Linked DNA regions of Homo sapiens: regions 2 and 3 are each linked to region 1. Evidence: read pairs that join two places in POLR2A ChIA-PET (ENCODE). Cell type or tissue: PC-9. All regions are shown on one strand. Region 1 has its middle 120 kb from the start of INHBA-AS1. Region 2 has its middle 290 kb from the start of INHBA-AS1. Region 3 has its middle 140 kb from the start of LINC01449.

Evidence for each region. ChIA-PET counts read pairs that join two places held together with the same protein. Peaks named below come from ENCODE experiments on the same cell type or tissue, not always from the same donor. Only the 100,000 strongest peaks of a DNase experiment are listed, where the experiment ranks them.
Region 2: POLR2A ChIA-PET joins it to region 1 with 5 read pairs; 2 of 35 experiments call an interaction of 5 or more read pairs at or near these places.
Region 3: POLR2A ChIA-PET joins it to region 1 with 11 read pairs; 1 of 35 experiments calls an interaction of 5 or more read pairs at or near these places.

What each region holds. Positions count from the first base shown.
Region 1 is chr7:41,570,910-41,574,909 of GRCh38, reverse strand. No RefSeq gene overlaps it. Among named protein-coding and RNA genes, the nearest start is that of INHBA-AS1, 120 kb to the left of the region's middle. In PC-9, no CTCF peak of the experiment used is centred here; a DNase peak (open chromatin) is centred at 1,689; H3K4me3 peaks cover 452 bases; H3K27ac peaks cover 2,701 bases.
Region 2 is chr7:41,397,295-41,401,294 of GRCh38, reverse strand. No RefSeq gene overlaps it. Among named protein-coding and RNA genes, the nearest start is that of INHBA-AS1, 290 kb to the left of the region's middle. In PC-9, no CTCF peak of the experiment used is centred here; a DNase peak (open chromatin) is centred at 1,874.
Region 3 is chr7:41,236,595-41,240,594 of GRCh38, reverse strand. No RefSeq gene overlaps it. Among named protein-coding and RNA genes, the nearest start is that of LINC01449, 140 kb to the right of the region's middle. In PC-9, no CTCF peak of the experiment used is centred here; a DNase peak (open chromatin) is centred at 1,524; H3K27ac peaks cover 1,909 bases.

The sequences.
Region 1 (4,000 bases):
CTCTACAGGGACTTTTTAACACAGGGTTTCTTAAAGTATTTAACTGTTTTAAATACAGAGTTTTAACACAGGGTTTTAACACAGGGTTTCTTAAAGTATTTCATCATGAAGACTTTTGAGAATGGGGCTATTCATTTTGTTCACAGATATATCCCAAACACTAACATATAGTAGGTGCTCAATAAATGCTGTTGAATGTATTCAAGAGGCATATACTGAGAGACTGCTTAGGAAATGGAAGTATGTTTGTGCTGACTTTGAGTTTCTCTAGAAATCAAAGCTTTATAAATGGAACTAAATTCCTCCCCAAGACTCATGCTCATAAGATGTTTAGAGGAACATATTTAAAGTCAATAGGAAACATTCTCTGACTCAGAGTAGGATTGGGGGTGCTTTGGTTTCAAGGAGCTGACTGTCTTTCTAGTTAGCAGGAAAGTTCTAAGATATGCCTATAAGAAAAATCCCAAGTCTCTCATGGCATTTTGCTGGCCAGAGATGGGTGTAATCTGAGGAAGTCCTGAGGAATCAAAATAGAATAGTGATGGCAGCCCCAACTAACCAATTCATTTTTTCTTGCAATGGCGACTAGATCAAGAGCTTTCTTGAAAACCTGGTCTAGATGGGACCATGAGGAAGAAGAATCCCTCCAAAGACAATAAATAATTGCCATCCTCAAAGGCTTTGGGGCTCCAGCAGCAAATTTTGGCTTATGCACAATCATATTCGTAACAGCAACAGCAAAATCCTTGCTCATAAAATTACCTTGGCTGCTACACTGTGTAAAATGTGAAAAGGAAACAAGTCATTTTCCTGATACATGAGCTCACTGCTTATCTGAAATCAGTTACACACTGCAAAAAACCCTCTTTAACCTCCTGCCTAGGTCTCCCATTAGTACACAATGTAATTTCACAGCTAGTGCTTGGGGAACTTTCTGGAAGCATTTTAGGCTGAAATAGTGAGGTGGGGGTGGCATGGGTCTGGTTAATTTCAGAATATTGAAGTGTTGGAATTACAATGTGATGACAGGATTCATCAGAAGGATTTATTTCTTTGGGCCTGTGGCCTAATGAATTGGAAAATATTTTCCTATGTCTTCTCCTTCAGCTCTAAATTAAAGTGACACATTTTATTAAAAAATGTCATTTTTACATATTAATGTATGAATTATGGTATGGCACATATGACAATAATGTCATCTGGGTGAAACATTCTAGTGATCTCTTGCGTTGATTTTCAGCTCACTTAGAAGTGAGAACATAGAATGAAAAAGTATCTATGGAAAGCTTTATTATGTGTGTATGTTATCCAAATACACTGTGTAAATGTGTAGGGATTTTATGTGACGGCTCATATATACATCTGCCTAGGCTGTGTGCTTGGGGATATAATTGCATGAACTCACATTGCTCTATAGGGCAAAGAAAGAAGAGGAGTAAAATGAAATCTGGTCCATTTTCATTTCAGGGTCATAGCAATAAAATCATCCAAAATGGCACAGTTAATGGAAATTGCTGGGCAACTTACTGAGGATATCTGAATTACCTCCGATTTTGTGCAGGTCTAACCAAAGGATGGTGCTGAAAATAACTTCTAGTTTCCATTCTCAGATCCACTTGGGAATTCTGCTACAGGTCACTCTCGGCATGCCATGTCAGAATGACATTGCTACAGTGCTAAGTGCCTACACACACTTGCAATGAAAATATCTTGTCAAAAGCATGAGTCACTCTCCTTGGATAAACAAAGTTGGAAATACTGAGGCAAATATGAACTGGAAGTTACCTGATGGTGATAAACAGATCCTCCTAGGATGAAAAATGCAGAGATTGAAAGGTAGAAAGTAAGACATTAGAAGAGGCACCCCTTCATGGAGACAAATACTGAATTATATCTATGTCTACATGTACAACTCTATTTGAGCTAACTCTGTATCTATGTCTATATCTATGTATCTATGTATCTATGTCCATTTTGCTAGATTTTACTGTTTCTGACATTAACAATTTGGAAATTTGACAGACATTAAGAATATGACTTATAAAAAGAAGATAATTCAATTATCTTTAATGAAACTATTAAGATTAGATTTTGTTAGTATCAATTTTTTTAATAACTTACCAAGTATCAGTAATCCCCTAAACAATGGTACTTAAACAGTGGTTTAGGTCATTTAACTTTAATATGTTTCAATAGTCTAATTAATGCTTGTATACCTAGTGGCCCAGATTTTTGAATTAACTTAAATTTCATTTTAGGCAAGGTGCAGTGGCTCACACCTGTAATCCCAGCACTTTGGGAGGCCAAGGTGGGCTGATCACCTGAGGTCAGGAGTTCAAGACCAGCCTGGCCAATGTGGTGAAACCCCATCCTTACTAAAAATACAAAAATTAGCCAGGTGGGGTTGTGGGCACCTGTAATCCCAGCTACTTGGGAGGCTGAGGGAAGAGAATCGCTTGAACCCAGGGGGCGGAGGTTGCAGTGAGCCGATATGGAGCCACTGCACTCCAGCCTGGGTGACAGAATGAGACTCTGTCTTAAAAAAATAATAATAATTTTAGTTTTACCTTCTTCAAGCATCATAAATGCTTTTGTGAATGACCTCATTCACTAGATCGGCTTCAACTGCTATATTTTTGCCCATTTGGGCTGCTATAACCAAACACCGTAAACTAGGTAGCTATAAACAAACAAAAAATTGTTTCTCACAGTTTTGGAAGCCAGGAAGTTTAAGATCAAGGTGCTAGTAGATCTAGTGTCTGGTGAGGGCCTGTTTTCTGGTTCACAGACTGCATTTTCTAGTTGTTTCTTCCCATGGCACAAAGGGGCAAATGAGCTCCCAGCAGGTCTCTTTTCTAAGGGCACTAATCCAATTCATGTGGGTGGAGAAAGAATGGAATGAGTGCCCTTAAAAAGAGGCCCATTAGTGAATGGAACCAATCTCACTCACCTCCCAAAGGTCCTGCCTCCTAATATCATTGACGGAGGTTATGATTTCGACATACGAAGTTTTAGGGAACACAAGCATTCAGACCATAGCTGCACACACCAGTGAGCCCTGTTTATATATCTGTAACTTCTTTCTATCCCTGGATCCTCTGTTTATTGCACATATCTACTGGACGAGGGTGTTTATCATCTGAAGCTCAAGAAACCCAATAAAACTCTCTCCACTTTGTCATTTTTGGCTTTCCCCAATTCTACTGTTCTCATAGTATTTACGCAGCTAAGGGCATCATATCTTCATAGCTGTCAAATTTAAAATCCCTCCTTCAGTCCTCATATCCAATAGCTCATGAAGACCTTTAAGTCTGCCTCCTGAAACTATCAAATATACTCCCTCCTCTCCACCCCCCACTGACTTAGTTCAGCAATATTTTCTTTTCTCTATGATATTACAACAGCCTCTTTGTCTTCCTATGTCTATTTGCTATTATGTTAGTTTGTACTTCCTTCAAATATTATCCTAAGATAAATCAAATCTTCTCACTTCCTTACTTAAAATCCTTTGGTGGAAATTTGCTGCAAATCATTTGCTATCTCTCCACCACCTTCTTTTCCAGTGCTCCCACCTTCCTCTCCCTCACAAGCACCCTGTGGTCCACCCGCTCTGAAACGCTTGACTCTTTATACTTTGGGGCATTACACATGCAGATTTCTTTCTTGGAATGAATGCCTTTTCCCTTATTCTCTGACTGGCGAATTTCTCCCCCACCCAATTTAAATGCTGTCCTCTCAGTACAGGCTTACTAGGTTCTTCCACATAATCACTCCTTCTTGTGTGTTCCCAATATGTACCCATCATACTGTATCTTCATCCCTAACTGAATGCCGATTGCCTCAAGCCAAAGAGCATATTCCTTTGGGTGAGAGGTATCACTGATGCTGATCCTAGTGCCTGGCACTCTGTAGGTATTTGATAGATGTCTGTGGAGTGAGGAAATGATCTAATGGGTGACCTTTAGCTCCTCTTGATCCTTGAGATGATAAAGGAGGTGAT
Region 2 (4,000 bases), 170 kb after region 1:
CAATCTCACCAGTCCAGAATTTCTAAGGGAAGGTTTTGGCAGATTCTTTGTTAACCCAGAAATTTAGATCCTCTGAAGGTGTGGGGTGAGTTACCATTGAGGGTATAAAAGCTGTCAAGTTAGTTTAAGGGCTTATCAAGTTAAATAAAGGCATTTTCAGATGCTTTATGACTTGAGGGCTGTGATGCCAGCTAGCTAATTGTTTTAATTCGCTGTCTCTCAACTCTCCATGAAACCAATGGGGAGGTAGAAAGTTGTCCCAGCAGAGACTCTGAGAGAATTCATTTACAACCTCCCTTCATCCGAAGCAATATAAAGAGTTACATGAGTGATGGATGGGATTGGAAAACTTTCTGGAGCGTCCACATATTCCTTTTGAAAGAGAAAACATAAGACATAATGTGAAGCAGAGAGGAGGCACTATATGCTCTCTGCTATATCTCACAGACACGTAGAAGATCCATCTGACAGACATGAAGCATTGCTGCACCAAAAAACACTCAGAAATGCTCTAATCTGTGAAAGAAATGCTTTCTGAGACAGCTGGTGACAACTCCTTGTCCCTAGTCCACATCCACCAGTACATTTCATCCATTATCCATTTGGAGATTACAGCTGCCACAAATGCAAGATGGCAGAATGAGGAAGGACATAGGCAGTGACGCATTGCTTCATGAAGTGAGGTCATTCATTGAGTTGCAGATAGAAACAGGAAGAGCCAGAGAGAAGCATACTCAGGAGATTGTAGTCATCTACCCTCTATGGCAAAGACGGACACATTGCACTACATAAAGGGTAGATGTCGGCCAGGCGCAATGGCTCATCCCTGTAATCCCAAAATTGGGAGGCTGAGGCCGGGCGGATTATGAGGTCAAGAGATCGAGACAATACTGGCCAGAATGGTGAAACCCCATATCTACTAAAAATACAAAAATTAGCTGGGCTTGGTGCCACCCACCTGTAGTCCCAAGTACTTGGGAGGCTGAAACAAGGGATTCGCTTGAACTCAGGAGGCAGAGGTTGCAGTGAGCCAAGATCGCACCACTGCACTCCAGCCTGGCGACAGAGCGAGACTCCATCTCAAAAAAAAAAAAAAAAAAAGTAGATGTCTACAATTTACATTAAAGGGTAAATGGAATGAAAGAACAATCTCCTTTAATCAAAGTGGCAAGGCCAAGCTATGAGAGGATAGGACTGTTGTTATTTTAGCAGAGTCGCATGGACCTCAACTCTACAGTTTTTAAGTTGAAGTGGGGCTAGGGAAAAAATGAGCTGCTTAATAAAAAATAAACATCAGATTTGCCTTGTACTGTCCACAGTGTGAAGTGCTTATTTTTTAATTGAAATAAAATAAATGCCCTGAATAAAATTAATTTTAAAATTAACTACTTTTTTTTTTTTTTTTTTTTTTTTAGACAGAGTCTCTCTCTGTTGCCCAGGCTGGAGTGCAGTGGCACAATCTTGGCTCACTGCAACCTCTGCCTCCTGGGTTCAAGCGATTCTCCTGCCTCAGCCTCCTGAGTAGCTGGGACTACAGGCGCGTGCCACCGTGCCCCGCTATTTTTTTGTATTTTTAGTAGAGACAGGTTTTCACTGCGTTAGCCAGGATGGTCTCCATCTCCTGACTTCGTGATTCACCCGCCTCAGCCTCTCAAAGTGCTGGGATTACAGGCATGAGCCACAGCACCCAGCCAAAATTAACTTCTTGATTAGATTTGCCCCTATTTAGAAAATGATGAAAATAAAAATAAAAGCACTGCACATAAAAATATATGGAGCTTTCTGGTGTCCAGTCCAGCCGGCAGGTAAGGAGCTTAGAAGTCACCACTCCAGTCTAGCAACTAAAAAGCTAAACAAACTGAAAAATCAACAACTCATTTTAGATTAGTCAGAGAAGTGACATCACAGGGAAAACCATTGTCCCTTAAATTGGAGAAACAGATGGATACAAAGAATCACAACATAGACCAGAGCAAAAACCCATACGCAAAACCACCATGGGAACCAGTGCTGGGATAGAGAAACTGGAGCTGTAATTGACAGATAGCTGGAGGCTTGTTTACTGTGGACAAGTCTGAGAGTTAAAAATGCTGCGGGGAACCCAGTCATAAGGGACCCTCATGTTTCTGTGAATTTTACCTCCAGAAGCTCTGTGAGGCATTCACAGTGAAAGTGAGAAAAAAAAAAAAAAATTCCCTCCTGCTTCTTGCAGGGGAAGGGGAAAAGGAATCCTTTCAAAATATACTAGGGCATTCTGTTCTTCTTAGCAAGGCCTGTCTTTGGGAGAAACTATTTTACCAGAGTCCAACTTCGGAAGTTTTGTCAGAGCCTAATCCACTTGGGAGATTCCCATCTTGATCTCCCGTTAGCCTTCCACTTGTGGAAAAAGAAAAAAAATTCCAGCTCCCTCTAGCCATCCTGTTTCATGCAATGCTAGGGGATGGGACTGGGGGCTAGGGGACCTGAGATGCACTGGTGAAGTTCACAGTCCACAGGGCACAGGCTCACCAAAAACCTGAGGCCTAATCATGTCACTCTAGAATAATTTCCCTCCCCGACACCTGATCATTATATTATTAAAGACTTATATACCTCCGTTTCTTTCTTTTACCCACTATTTCAAATCTACCCTCCAACAAAAAAAGAACAAGACATATTAAAAGGCAAAAAATACTTTGAAGAGACTGAAGAAGGCATGAGAACCAGAGTTAGACAGGGCAGTAATGTTGGAATCATCAGACCAGGAATTTAAAACAATGGTGATTAATATGCTAATTGATTTAATTGAAAAGGTAGACAATAGATAATGGATACTCTAAGTGGAGAGATAGAAATTTGAAGAATGTATCAAAAAGAAATATTAGAGATTAGAAACACTTTAACAGAAATGAGGAATACTTTTGATGGGTTACTATTATACTGGACACAGCTGAGTAAAGAACTTCTGAGTTTGAAGATATGACAATAAAAACCTCCAAAACTGAAAAGGAAAGAAAAAAAAACGAGAACAGAATATCCAAGGATTATGGGACAACTACAAAAAGTGTAACATATGTGTAATGGGGATACCAGAAGGAGGAGAAAGAGAGAAAGAAATAGAAGCAATATTTAAAGCAATAATGACTGAGAATGTCCCCAAATTCATGCCAGACATTAAATCACAGATCTAAGAAGCTCAAAGAGAAGCAAGCAGGGTAAATGCCAAAATAATTAAACCTAGGCATATCGTATTCAAATTTCAGAAAGTCAAAGAAAAAAATATTGAAAGAAACCAGAGGAGGGGAAAAACACACCTTATCTATGTGAGGTGAGATAGAGGAGCAAAGATAGTAATTACATCCAGCTTCTCCTCGGAAACCATGCAAGCAAGACAGTGGTATGACATATTTACAGTGTTGAGAGGAGAAAAACCCCACCAAGTTAGAGTTCTGTATTCTTAACATTATCTTGCAAAAGTGAGGAATAAACAAAGACTTTCTCAGACAAACAAAAATGGAAGAAATTTGTTGCCAGAAGACCTACTTTGCAAGAAAGATTAAAAGAAGTTATTCAGAAGAAAGAAAAATTATATAGCTCAGATTCTCAGTTCTACATAAAGAAGGGAAAAAGATCAGAGAAGGAATCAGTGAGGGTTATATAAGAACTTATTTTTCTTTTTATTAATTTTGAGTTGGAGGCCTCGATGTCCCTCTTTCAGAAAGGTACAAATCTAGCAGGCAGAAAATCAGTAAGGTCATAGTTGAATTCAACAGTCCCATCAATCAACTGAATGAACATAATTGACATCTATCAACTACTTCATCCAAAAACAGCAGAACACACATCCTTCTCAAGCTTACGTGGAACATACACCAAGATAGTCCACATTCTAGGCCATAAAACACACCTTAACAAATTCAAGAGAATAAAAATCACGCGTTATCTGCTCTCAGAGTGAAATGGAATTAAACTAGAAATCAGTAACAGAAGGATAGATAGAAAAAATCTCATAATATTTGGA
Region 3 (4,000 bases), 330 kb after region 1:
GAAAGCTAGGGATATGCTGATGAAAAAGTTACAGAAGACCCTGTCTGTAGGAAAACTTAGTAGGAAAGACTGACAAAATAGAGAGGCAATTATAACCAGTGCAACAAGTACTATGTCATGGTCAGGACGGTAGGGGACTCATGCAAGGAGCACTCCCCTACATTGAAGGCCAGAGAAGACATGAGATGCTGCGTCTGCGGGAAACCAAGATTGAGACACCAGGAGGGGCACGCCATGCAGTGGATCAATCATGGGCAAAGGCTTAGGCATGGAGGTGAACGAGGCCACTGAGGGAACTGTGAATGAGCTGCAAGTCATTTATTGTGGCTGGAAACTAACAAAGGAAGAGAAAGAGTGGGAGAAGATGGGTCTGAGCAAGTGAGCTGGGAGCAGATGATGAAGGCTCCCATGGACCAGGCTGAGGGCTGTGGCCTGGGAACAGTGACCTTCTGTACTTACTCCTAGCAAACATCCCCTGTCCTGCTGAGCGTGGATGGTAGCAGCAGGTTTGGTGCATTATTGTAGAGTTCAAGTTTTTAAACTAGGATAATAGTTTAATTCTTGCTACCACATAAGTCATTTTGAAGTTCTAACATAACCTCTTGACATGTCCTGAGGAATAAGCCAGGAAGATTGAACTATAGCTAGGCTCAAAGGTAAACTTGAAACTGGACCTAGGTGCCATCAAAAAAAGTTCTCACTGGTATCTTGAGGTTCTATATGAGAACTGACCAGACTTAAGTTCTGATGTTGCTTCAGTAAAGAGCCTCAAAACCTTTTTCCTGAAATGAGGAAATGCCAGAGATAAAAGCCAGCTCAAATTTGGCCAAGCAACACGTATTACTTCTATGGCTTGTGAACAGTGATCTCTCTACAAAATATAATCATAATTCATCTAGGGGAATTATCTTTCAGCAGGAAGTTAAAACTGCACATGTTTTAGTACACACTTTTTGAAGGAGGGATGGTGAGGAGAAGAAAAACAAAATAAAGGGAAAGAAAGGGAAGGAGAAAGGGAGGGAAGGAAGAAATTAAAAATGGAAAAAGAGAGTGTCTATCTGTGTTTGTATTAAATCATGGCCAGGTTGGAATAGCACAAGCATAATATTTGGACATTTTCTACAATCCTCAAAGAACAGAGAATACAACAGGGCATCCCTTCCTGCACCCCTGGGTTTAAGTGAAACTCACAAATGTCATAAGTAATCAAAGGGTCTCATTCCAAAAGACTTAAGTTGTTCTATCTACTGAAGGTGAGCTTGGAATATTCAGTTGGATTCCTCTGTTAGATCAGTTGGGAGGATTTATTGTAGTTATTGATGTGTCAGCTTATTTTGGAACTTACTATCCTCCACCGAATTCCTTTGAGTCAAAGGGAAGTGACACATTAACAGGAAGATGTCCTCTTGTAAATCTCTTTAAGCACAAACATGCTTTTCAAAAGGCTCATCACTCATGAACCTCTCACCATGTGGGTCAGTAACTATTTCAAAATAAATCTAATCAAAAATGCTTATCATCCTAAAATCATCTTCTATGAGAGATGGTCACAGAAATGACTCATATTGGACTTTTTTGATTGCCAAAAAAAAAAAAAAGTGAGAGACTCACTAAAATTGCCTCAGAAACAAGGTGTTTCTCATGTGGCTGTGCAGGGAAACAGGATATCAGGAAACTCACCCATGTGGAACCCAGACTTGGGAAAGCCACACATCTAGATTTATGGGGAAAAGGTGATTACAGGGAACTGGGACCAGATGATTCGAAGACCAGGTTAGCTCCTTCTGTTTTCTGTGGCAGGAATTTGCCAATAATTTTTCTAGAACTCTGCTATTAGGGTTCCCCTCCAAGTCCTCTCTGTATTTCCTTACTCTTGTTTTTCTGTTTCTTCTCCTGCTACCAGTATACTTCATAATTTCTTAAAAGAAAATCTGATTTGCCACTTCTATTACACAAGAATAATATTTTTAAAGCTCCTGCCTAGAAGAAAATTATATACCTAAACACACACACACACATATCAGTTAACAAAATATCCATTGCATGTAATAATCACAGCTAAGACTTCACATGTGTGAGCTTTTTTTGCAAAAAACTGCATGTAGCTTCCCCCATAAAATTGTGTAGAGAATAAACAAACAATTGAATGAATACCTTAGGAATCTCAGTGATTCTATAAACATGAAATTAAAGCTATTAACAATATTTTTCAAAAAAGAGCAAAAAGAGTGTAAACCCTACCTTCGAAGTCGCTATATGAGCCATGACAGAGGTTGGCCAAGCAGAAGTGGAGGTTGCCCTGTCCTGTTCTGCCCACTCACTAGACTGGAGAAAGCCCCACCCCTGAGCTCCCTGGGTACAGGCCACCTCAGTCCCAGCCTTAGCAATGCATAAATCATCGCAGGATGATGAGAGCTTGACAGCCACTCCTGATACCATAAACTTTAAAATGCTGAACCATTGAATCCCAAGGGTGTGTTATATTCCCAATAAAATCAGCACTATGCTTTAGAGGTTGTTAAATAACTGTCCCAAATGTGATTGCCTTTAGGCCTAAATTGTGCTGAATAGGTTACATCCAGTATTGGAGGGGGGCTGGTTTATAGTCTCTGGGAAGCATCCATCGAGGATGCACTAATACAGCCTTACAAGAGAGAGTGAGATTTGAATTGGCCAGGAGGGGAAGGAAGGGTATCCTAGGAAAAGGCATGGAAGGGGAAATAGGTCTTATGAGAATGTTGAGTGGGTGGAGACCATTCAATATGGTGAGGTTTGAATTAAAAGTGCTTTATGCAATCACATTGGAATCTGGCAGAGTCCAAATGTTAAAGGCCATTGAAAGTCAAATGGACGAATTTAGTCTTACTATGGTAAGCAACAGAGGGCCATTCTAGATGTCTGGACAAAATATCACATCTGTGTGAAGAAATTGTTAAGTGATCTCATAGCTCTACAATAAGTTGGTTTCTTGGGTAAACATCTAGAACTGGCTGAAGCCTAACGTTACTCTGACTCTCTTAAATGCGGAATCTTTTGCCTGCAATCTAGGGGGGGCATTTATATAATTTTCTGGGAAGCTCAAAACTATGAAAAAGAGTTAACTCACCTAAGAACAGTTTACATTTACAGTATGTTGGACCATGCCTAGCACAGAGTCTTAAGCAGAGAATTCCCTTAATGCATTTCTTTTCTTGTTCTGATAGAGTATTTAGAATTCAGAAATACTTATAATTGTGTCATTTGTTTGGTGTTACTAACAAAATTTTTGCAGTATTATATTTTTGATCATATGATGAGATATATATATGTAATAAGCTATGTTAATAGGTTGGATTTTATTTTAATGTGAAAAATTTTAATATGAAAAATTTAATATGAAAAATTGCTATGAAGAATTTAAAGGCTACTGAGAATGAGGAATCAGAGAAGGCCCTGGATTTTTCTAGTTAGGGAAAGAATAAGATTCTTAATCTCTGCCCTTCTGATTCTAAGTCATTAGAAATTGTCAGAAAGAAAAATAAAGATTCTGAAATAAAATCACAAAATGTATAGAGGCCTAAACACAATCTGGCCTCTGCCTGAGTCTTGTGACCTTGAGGCAGGGTAACTTCATGTTTTGAGAGTGGATTCTGGAACTGATCACGACCTGGGGACTCCTGGGGGCTGGTTTGTCCCTGAGGAAGAGGCCGTGGGAGAGAGCCTAGAGAGCTGTCATGAGGGGTCCAGGCCAGTTCACTGTGGAGCGCCCTGGGCTGAGCAGAGCTCCTGGGAGAAAGGCTCTCTGATGGCCCTCACACCTGCAAGACCATTGTGTCCTCAAGAGGGGATGACTCTGCGACTGTGGCAGCAACAGGCCCCAGGAGCTCAGCCCAAACCCTTGAACTCAGAAATGTCCATTGGCAATGGCTATAACAAATAGTGGTTGAAGAATGTTGCTTCAAGTGGGAGAAAGCGTGAATGACTTCCAGATACACCTGAGTGGCAGGAAACAACAGGGCTA